Linked DNA regions of Mus musculus: all the other regions are linked to region 1. The links are chromatin loops, found by intact Hi-C in ENCODE. Cell type or tissue: heart. All regions are shown on one strand.

The links. Hi-C counts contacts between places; a loop is a spot of excess contacts. Peaks named below come from ENCODE experiments on the same cell type or tissue, not always from the same donor. Only the 100,000 strongest peaks of a DNase experiment are listed, where the experiment ranks them.
Region 2: it touches region 1 in a loop (2.2-fold over the local background); 5 of 42 quality-filtered maps call a loop at or near these places.
Region 3: a loop joins it to region 1, with 2.2 times the contacts of the local background. A loop is called at or near these places in 4 of 42 quality-filtered maps.

Annotation. Positions count from the first base shown.
Region 1 is chr2:34,904,110-34,906,609 of GRCm38, forward strand. It overlaps Phf19 (PHD finger protein 19), which reads right to left. Exons shown (of 15, transcript NM_028716.4): 5 at 2,349-2,449; 6 at 1,341-1,489; 7 at 1-41. Among named protein-coding and RNA genes, the nearest start is that of Phf19, 8.6 kb to the right of the region's middle. In heart, no CTCF peak of the experiment used is centred here; DNase peaks (open chromatin) are centred at 82 and 1,092; H3K4me3 peaks cover 1,372 bases; H3K27ac peaks cover 1,410 bases.
Region 2 is chr2:34,798,792-34,801,291 of GRCm38, forward strand. Rabepk (Rab9 effector protein with kelch motifs) reads right to left here and starts at 1,121. Exons shown (of 8, transcript NM_145522.4): 1 at 960-1,121. The coding sequence starts at 977. In heart, no CTCF peak of the experiment used is centred here; a DNase peak (open chromatin) is centred at 990; H3K4me3 peaks cover 1,743 bases; H3K27ac peaks cover 1,602 bases.
Region 3 is chr2:34,824,847-34,827,346 of GRCm38, forward strand. Fbxw2 (F-box and WD-40 domain protein 2) reads right to left here and starts at 1,389. Exons shown (of 8, transcript NM_013890.4): 1 at 1,326-1,389; 2 at 1,116-1,224. It also overlaps a transcript of Gm34653 not described here. In heart, no CTCF peak of the experiment used is centred here; a DNase peak (open chromatin) is centred at 1,395; H3K4me3 peaks cover 1,883 bases; H3K27ac peaks cover 1,343 bases.

The DNA.
Region 1 (2,500 bases):
ACTGCCTACACCGGTAGCACTGTAGCATCCGAAGGTACCACCTGGAGGCACAGAAGAGCTAGGTCAGCCATCACAGCCCATTTGACAGATGAAGTAGTTCAAATGGCAAAGTCAGAGGCTAGCTGGGCCATAAACATAGCTTCCAGACACTCTAAAACTCAGGACCGGGGGAGGAGCAGTCTGCCATCTACTGAGGGTAGATATCCTGCCTCTGTGCAGACAGCCCAAAGGAGCAGGTTTCACTGTCCTTAGAGGCCCAGGTTGGCAAGCTAGACCAGATTCTGGCCCCTCAGCAAGACAAGAATCTCCTCCACCACCAGTGGCTGATTATCAATTCCCAGCCCATGTGAGCTTTTATATAGTTCCCGATGCTCACAACCACACAAAGAAACACTAGTAAGTGAACTGTGAATCCAGGAAGGCACAGCTGGCAAAGTTCTGTGCCAGGTAATGGACATTTGTCAAGTCTAGGCTCTTAGCTGTCTCATTACTTCCACCTTTCTCAGGCGACTCCAAGAAAAGCACTCCGTCTTCTACTCTCCATTGCTATCTGTACATGTTCTCTCTGAGCCTACTTTCAGGGCCCTTCTCTTAAGACTCCTAGGTAACTCTCCTGGCTCCCCTGGGACCAGACCTGCTTTATGGCAGCTATTCTACCCCCTGGGCCCGCCTCTAAAGCTTGGCCCTCACAGACCACTCTGGGTCTCCCTCCTGAAGCCTCCTGCAAAGTGACACAGCCTCAACATTAAAATCTGCCCTCCCTAAAATGACATCGCGGATCCGCCCCTCCAGATACCGCCTCCATGGCCTGACACCTAGGCTCCACCCTTCCGACTGTCACTTTCAGGCCCGTCCTCCCTAGACCTAATACTCAGCTGGCACTCTGGATTTGCCCATCCAAGACACGCCTCCAAGGCCTGACACTAAAGCCCCGCCTCGCAGCTGTCACTCTGGGTCCACCTCTCTAGATCCCGCCTTCACAGTCTGACACTCGGACCCCGCCCCTGAGCTGTCAAATTTCTCTAGGTCCCGCCTCTACAGCGTGACACTAAGGCCCCGCCCCATGGCTCCAGGTCCGCCCCTCCAGATCCCGCCTCCAGACGCTCACACCCCACAGCCCAGCTGTCACTCCAAGTTAACCCCTCCAGAGTCTGACGCTCAGGCCCCGCCTCTAAGCTGTCACTTGGAGTGCGCCCCTCCAGGTTCCGCCTCCAGAGCCAGTTACTCAAGCCCGCCCCGCCCCTCAGGCTGTCACTCAGGCTCCGCCCCCTGAGTTGAGGTTCTCCCGGAGCCTGTCAGTCCCACCCTGCAGTCCCACGTGCCCCGCTCTGTAGCCTTACTCTCCAGGCCCGCCGCAGTAGCAGTAGCATTGCTGCTGGTTAGTGCGATGGGGCGAGTCCCAATCGAGTTCCTCCGGCTGGTAGGACAGCACCATTTTCACTGCCTGCAGCGTCTTGGCGATGGCGCCTTTCTTCAAAGCGCCACCTTTCTAGGGGGAGATAAAGTCCAGGTCACCAACCACACCTGTCAGCACATAGCTATCAGGAGAAATGCTGCCAGGGTTTGGGGAGACGCAGGCATTTTATGAGCATCAGAAAAACGAGGAACTTTTTCTTACCAATCCTAAACCCATCCTGTTCCCCTTAGAGATATTCATTAATAGCATCAGTTGTAGTAAGGACACACACACACACACACACACACACACACACACACACAGAGTCTGTGAAAGAATATATTTATCTTAACAAGAGTTAAAAAAAAAAAAAAAGAAGTAGCCGGGCGTGGTGGCACATGCCTTTAATCCCAGCACTCGGGAAGCAGAGGCAGGCGAATTTCTAAGTTCGAGGCCAGCCTGGTCTACAAAATGAGTTCCAGGACAGCTAGGGCTATACAGAGAAACCCTGTCTCGAAAAACCAAAAAACAAACAAACAAACAAAAAACCCAAAAACAAACAACAAAACAAAACAAAACAACAACAACAAAAAACAAAACCAACCAACCAACCAACCAAACAAAAGAAGTAATAAAAATAATACCACGTGTTAGGGGCAGGTACATATCATTGTCTTTTAATAGCACATGGCCCTTTATTGGGGACCTCCTACTGACACAAAACTGTCCATTTTATGGTTGGGGAAACTTGAGGTTTAGAGAGATTCTGAAATCTGGTCTAAGACAGTGAGCACCCTGTGTCTCCATGGACCAAGTGAAGCCCTTCTGCCTAGAGTACAGCATCAGCAATGAAGTCTCAGGCCTGAGTCTCTGGGGCTCTGGTCTGGCCAGTCGGAAGGCAAGGGCTGGGGGTGGGGGGTGGGACTGGGGGTGGGGGTAGGGAGGTGCTCACCCTCACAGCCAGTGCGAAAATGCAGCGTCGGCAGAACCAATGAGTGAGGAGGGGCCAGTTGGCATCAACTGCGATGGGGATGTGGCACTGTTGGTGGTAACCTGGGGTGAAGGTGGGGATTGCGAATCACTCACTCACAAGGGAACAGTGGC
Region 2 (2,500 bases), 110 kb before region 1:
AATTTCAAAGGTTATTTAAAGAGATTACCCCTTTCCAGTCTCTCAAGTTACTGCTCCTGCCTCAGGGATTAGCAATATACATCACATACACCCTCGGCAGGAAGGCTTAATCAGGACTTGGGTTTAGACCACAATATATATGACTGTATCCATTTAACCACCATATTACAGGAGTCATTCTGAACGTAATTATCTTTTCTTTTAAACTCATTACTCATTTAGAGACACGGTCTTATGTACCTTAGGCTAGCCCCCACTCATTATGTAGCCAAGGATGACCCTGAACTTCTGCTTCTCTTGCTGCCACCTCCCAAAAGCTGGAATTACAGGCAAACACCACCATACCTTTTTATGCCTTCTGGAGATCAAACCCAGGGCTAAGTTCTCGATAGGCAGGCAGTCTACCAATTGAACTACACCCTTACATCCCTGAATGTAACTATCTATTTAAAAGTCTGTAATCGGCCAGGCATGGTGGTGCACTACATGGCACTAGAGAGGCTTGAGGCAGCAGAGGCCAGCTTGAGCTACACAGTGAGACTTGTCTCAAAATAAAAGTAACAGAAAAGTATCGAAACTAGATTCCAAAATGTTAGCATGTCCGGCCTTCTGATTCATTCCGATAACTTACCAATGGACCTGCAGAGTGTAGAAGTGAAGGACAAACGAATGAAGAAAGGGAATTAAAGGAGAGTTGGGCCGATGAGGCCCACAAGCGGGCTAGGCTAATGACCACAGGGTCAGCCCAGAGCTTAGAGGGGCCGGCGTGGCGGGGACTCTCCTAGCCACCTCCTTTGCGTCCCCTCTGCCGGCCACATCTCCGCGCGAAAGAAGTCGGGGTCAGGGAGAAATGGCTGCCAGCTTTCCCCAAAACTGACCGGCCGGAGACCATGGGTACTACCCCTCCCACCCAGTTCAAGCCTACTGCCTTAAGAGACCTCCAGCCCAGCACCTATTACCTGCCGCAGCCCCCGCATGTCCTGGACGTGGCTCCACCCATGGGGCGGAGCTTAGGAGCCCGTCCTCTTCCCCAGTCCCGGAAGCGCGTCCAGGCCAACCGCTCTACGCCTCCGGGTCTCCGGGACTACGCGCCAAACTTAGTCAGGGCCTCCCGGAACTCTGCGTACTGGTTGGCATCCGGTCCATAACTCCAATTTCGGGTCCCGACGGAGTTTGTTACAGCAGTCCTTAGTAGTGACTTCTGAAGGGGAAGGATGGGTTGGAACTCACGTAAGCCAGGCTGACCTTGAATTCTGCTTCAGGCTCCCGAGTGAGATTTCCTGCATGCCATAGGATGCTAGGTTTTGCCTGTGCAGGTTTGAGGTTGGTTCAAACTGTGGATCCTAAAGCGGGTTATTTCCATAATCGCTGTTTGTGGTTACAGCACGTTCCAGACCACAGGCCCTGGGCTTTCCGGGAGCTCACAGGCTGAGCAGAGAGATTAAACACGAAGGACAACTAGGAGGTCCTATTGTAAACGCTGAAGAATAAAAAGTTCATTGACACTGTATGTTCTTGGGGAAAGTTATTAATACTTTTGGTGTCTTCTCTCAGCGACACACAAATTTTAAGATTTCCATAGAGGTTGTAGTCGGGAATTTTTATGGAGGCCCAGAGCTGGTCCTTTGTAAAAGCCGTGATTATTTTTATCTAGACACAAACTACCTCTGTTGACAGCTTCATCTGCATCCTCTCTGATCTATGTCCTAGCTATAGGTGCCCCGTGACTTTCCTAAAACAAAGATAGCTCGCCTATGTGCCTATGTGTGAACAGAGTACCATACTCTGAGCTCACTAACTTCCCTCAGAACTCAAGACAGCCTAGAAACAGAAGTAGTGTGTCTTTAGTGGGAGAGGGAAGACAGACTGGCTTCAAACAAGCTCCCGCACTAAATGGGAAATGTCTGACGAGTCTGCTCCTCTCTGAACCCTAGTTTACTCATAGATAGAATGGGAATAGCAATATCGGAACACAGCTGTCTAGAGAATTTACTAGTGCAAGTAAAAGAAAAACTTGGGTTTTAATTTTGAGACAGGGTCTCATGCAGTCCAGGCTTGCCTCCCATCTCACTGTATACCTGAGGATGGTCTTGAACTCCTGATTCTGCTGCCTCCACCATACAAATGCTGTGATTTACAGAAAAGATTTACAATGCTCCCACTCCAATTTATTTATTTAGTTACTTGAAAATATAACCAAAATTCATGGACAAAGTAAAATTGGGCTACAGCTCTCTTCACAACTTTGCCATTATATTTCCAATACCTGAGTCTTTGTGATTGCCTGTAATTATCAGAAAGCTCCCATAGACTGCCAAAGAATTTAGAGGTATGCACTCACTCTGCTTTCTTTTTTTTTTTTTTTTAAGATTTATTTATTATATGTAAGTACACTGTAGCTGTCTTCAGGCACACCAGAAGAGGGTGTCAGATCTCATTACGGGTGGTTGTGAGCCACCATATGGTTGCTGGGATTTGAACTTGGGACCTTCGGAAGAGC
Region 3 (2,500 bases), 79 kb before region 1:
ATATAGACACACTAAAAATCATTTTTTTAAAGAACAAAAAATAAATACTCATTGTTGTTGGGAAGGTTGTCTCCTTGCCTCCCCTTTCACAACCAGTTAAAAGGTAGGCCAGGCGTGGTGATACATGCCTTTAATCCCAGCCCTCGGAGGCAGAAGCAGGCTCTGTGAGTTTGAGGCCAGTCTGGTCTACACAGAGGATTATGTGTACAGAAAAGTATTCTGTGAATATTGAGGAAGCTGATTAAATATTGCTTCAAGAGAGAACTGGAAAGAAAAGGGATGAAGTCCCTTTTAACAAAACATCTTTTTGTATTTAAAACCATGTGACTACACTATTGTAAAGATCTTTTCCTCCTTTTGCTTGTGATATTTAGAAAATTGTTTTTACTGTTCCTTTTTGTTTTGCTTTTTGTTTTATTTTGTTTTTTGAGACAGGCTTTTGCAGTGAAGCCCAGACTGGTCTCACAATTCACAAGACTGGAGTGCTGGGACTGCTGGAGTCCACAACCACCCTTGGCCTAAAAGCCATTAATTTAGAGACTAATCTTTTAAACCTTTGAAAGAATACAAATAATGTTTATAAAACACGGGCTCTGAAATTTCACTTGTTGGGTAACCATGGGCAAATCATTTCTTGTGTTTCAAGCCAAATTTCCTCACTTGTAAACTGTCGCCTGGTACTGTTTTACCTACAAGATTGTTAGGGTTAAACAGCGTTCTGTACAGTATCTGGCACACTATAAGCCTACAATAAATGCCAGTTACTGTTATAATGTAGTACTAATACTGTCATTTCTCCCCTTTTAAAAAGAAGCATCATCTCAAATACACACCTGTTTTCAAGGCATACACACAAGCATGGTGCCTTCCTACACATACTACTACGTTCTGCATTTTATAAACCACCTGTCCACATTTCATCATCTTTAATTAATTAAAGTGCTAGCCTTGGGGCATCAATGTTAACTCGTTTCGCGGCTAGGAAAAACCGAAGCACCAGAAGGCAGGAACTCTTAGCTCTAATTTTCCTGTCTAAAATTAACTCCGAGTCTCTCAGCCCGTTCGTGACTCCCTTGGTCCCCTGCTCCTGGAGCCGTGTTCCGCGCGGCACTGACCTGAGCGAGCGCCCCGGGGCCCGGGACCTCGCGCCGGGCTCACACCGACTAGGCGCGCTCGGGCCGCCAGAGCGTCGCAGCGGCCGGGTCCGCTCCACAGCCATGGCGCCTGCGGGGAAAGGGAGAAAACAGGCCGGGGCGGCGGGTCAGTAACGCCGCGGGCGCTGGGGATTCCTGTCCAGCCCGGCCCGGCCAATCGCAAATACAGACCTGGACCTACGGCCGCTGCTCTGGGTCCGCAGCCTCACAGGGGAGCGGCTTCCGGTGCTGCTGCGTCATCTCCGCGCGCCATTCCGGCGCCCAGCGTCGGGCGGAAGCGGCTCTACTTCCGTCTCTGCCCTCCAAGTACCTGGGAAAGAATGGCCCCGACTGTGGAAAAGGGCCGAACATGTGCTGTACCACCGTCTGCGCTTACACCTTATGATCCTGAGCAAGGTGGACCTCTAGATTTGCACAATGTTTATTTTCCTCATCTACTTTTTTTTTTTAACCAAGTTAGGGTAATATTTCACAGGAGAGAAAGGGCTAAGGCTCCAAATCCACATGTGACGATATTCAAACAGCCCATTGACACCTGGCACCTCCCAAACACGATTCTGACACAGCTGAACAAATCCCTAACTGCGCGAGGTCTATGTCTAGTCGTAGGAGGAAGACAGGACAAATAACAAAGTATACTGCAGGAAGCAAGGACAAAACATGGTAAGGGAGTTGGGTAGGGGCTGGGTTAAGCTCGAATCCCAGGACATACATGCACGCTGTCCAAACGTGGCCACTTAGCCACGGAGACAGCTGTTCTCCGAAGCGCTTGTTACATATCAGCTAACTAGCGTGAAGCCTTTAGTCCCCCCAGATAGAAGTGGTAAGCAAGAAGCTCTATAAATGCTGCTGTGTGAAAGCTTTGCCTGTCTGTTTGATGGGACAAGGTTTTTCTGTAACTCTGGCTGACCGGGACCTCGCTCTGTAGACCAAGCTGGTCTTGAACTCAAAGATCTGCCTGCCTCTCCCAATAGCTTGGGACTAATGAATGGTGTGCGCCATCATTGCCCAGTTTTTGGTTTGTTTGTTTTTGTTTTTCCTATTTAAAGCTTTTGTTTCCCTTGGGTTTTTTTTTTTTTTTTTTTTTTTTTTTTGGGTTTTCGAGACAGGGTTTCTCTGTGTAGCCCTGGCTGTCCTGGAGCTCACTTTGTAGACCAGGTTGGCCTCGAACTCAGAAATCCCCCTGCCTCTGCCTCCCGAGTGCTGGGATTAAAGGCGTGCGCCACCACGCCCGGCTAGGGTTTTTTTTAAGAGTTATTTATTTTATGCGTATGAGTACGCTGTAGTTGTGAGCCTTCATGTGGATGATGGGAATTGAATTTAGGACCTCTGCTCACTCCGGTCAA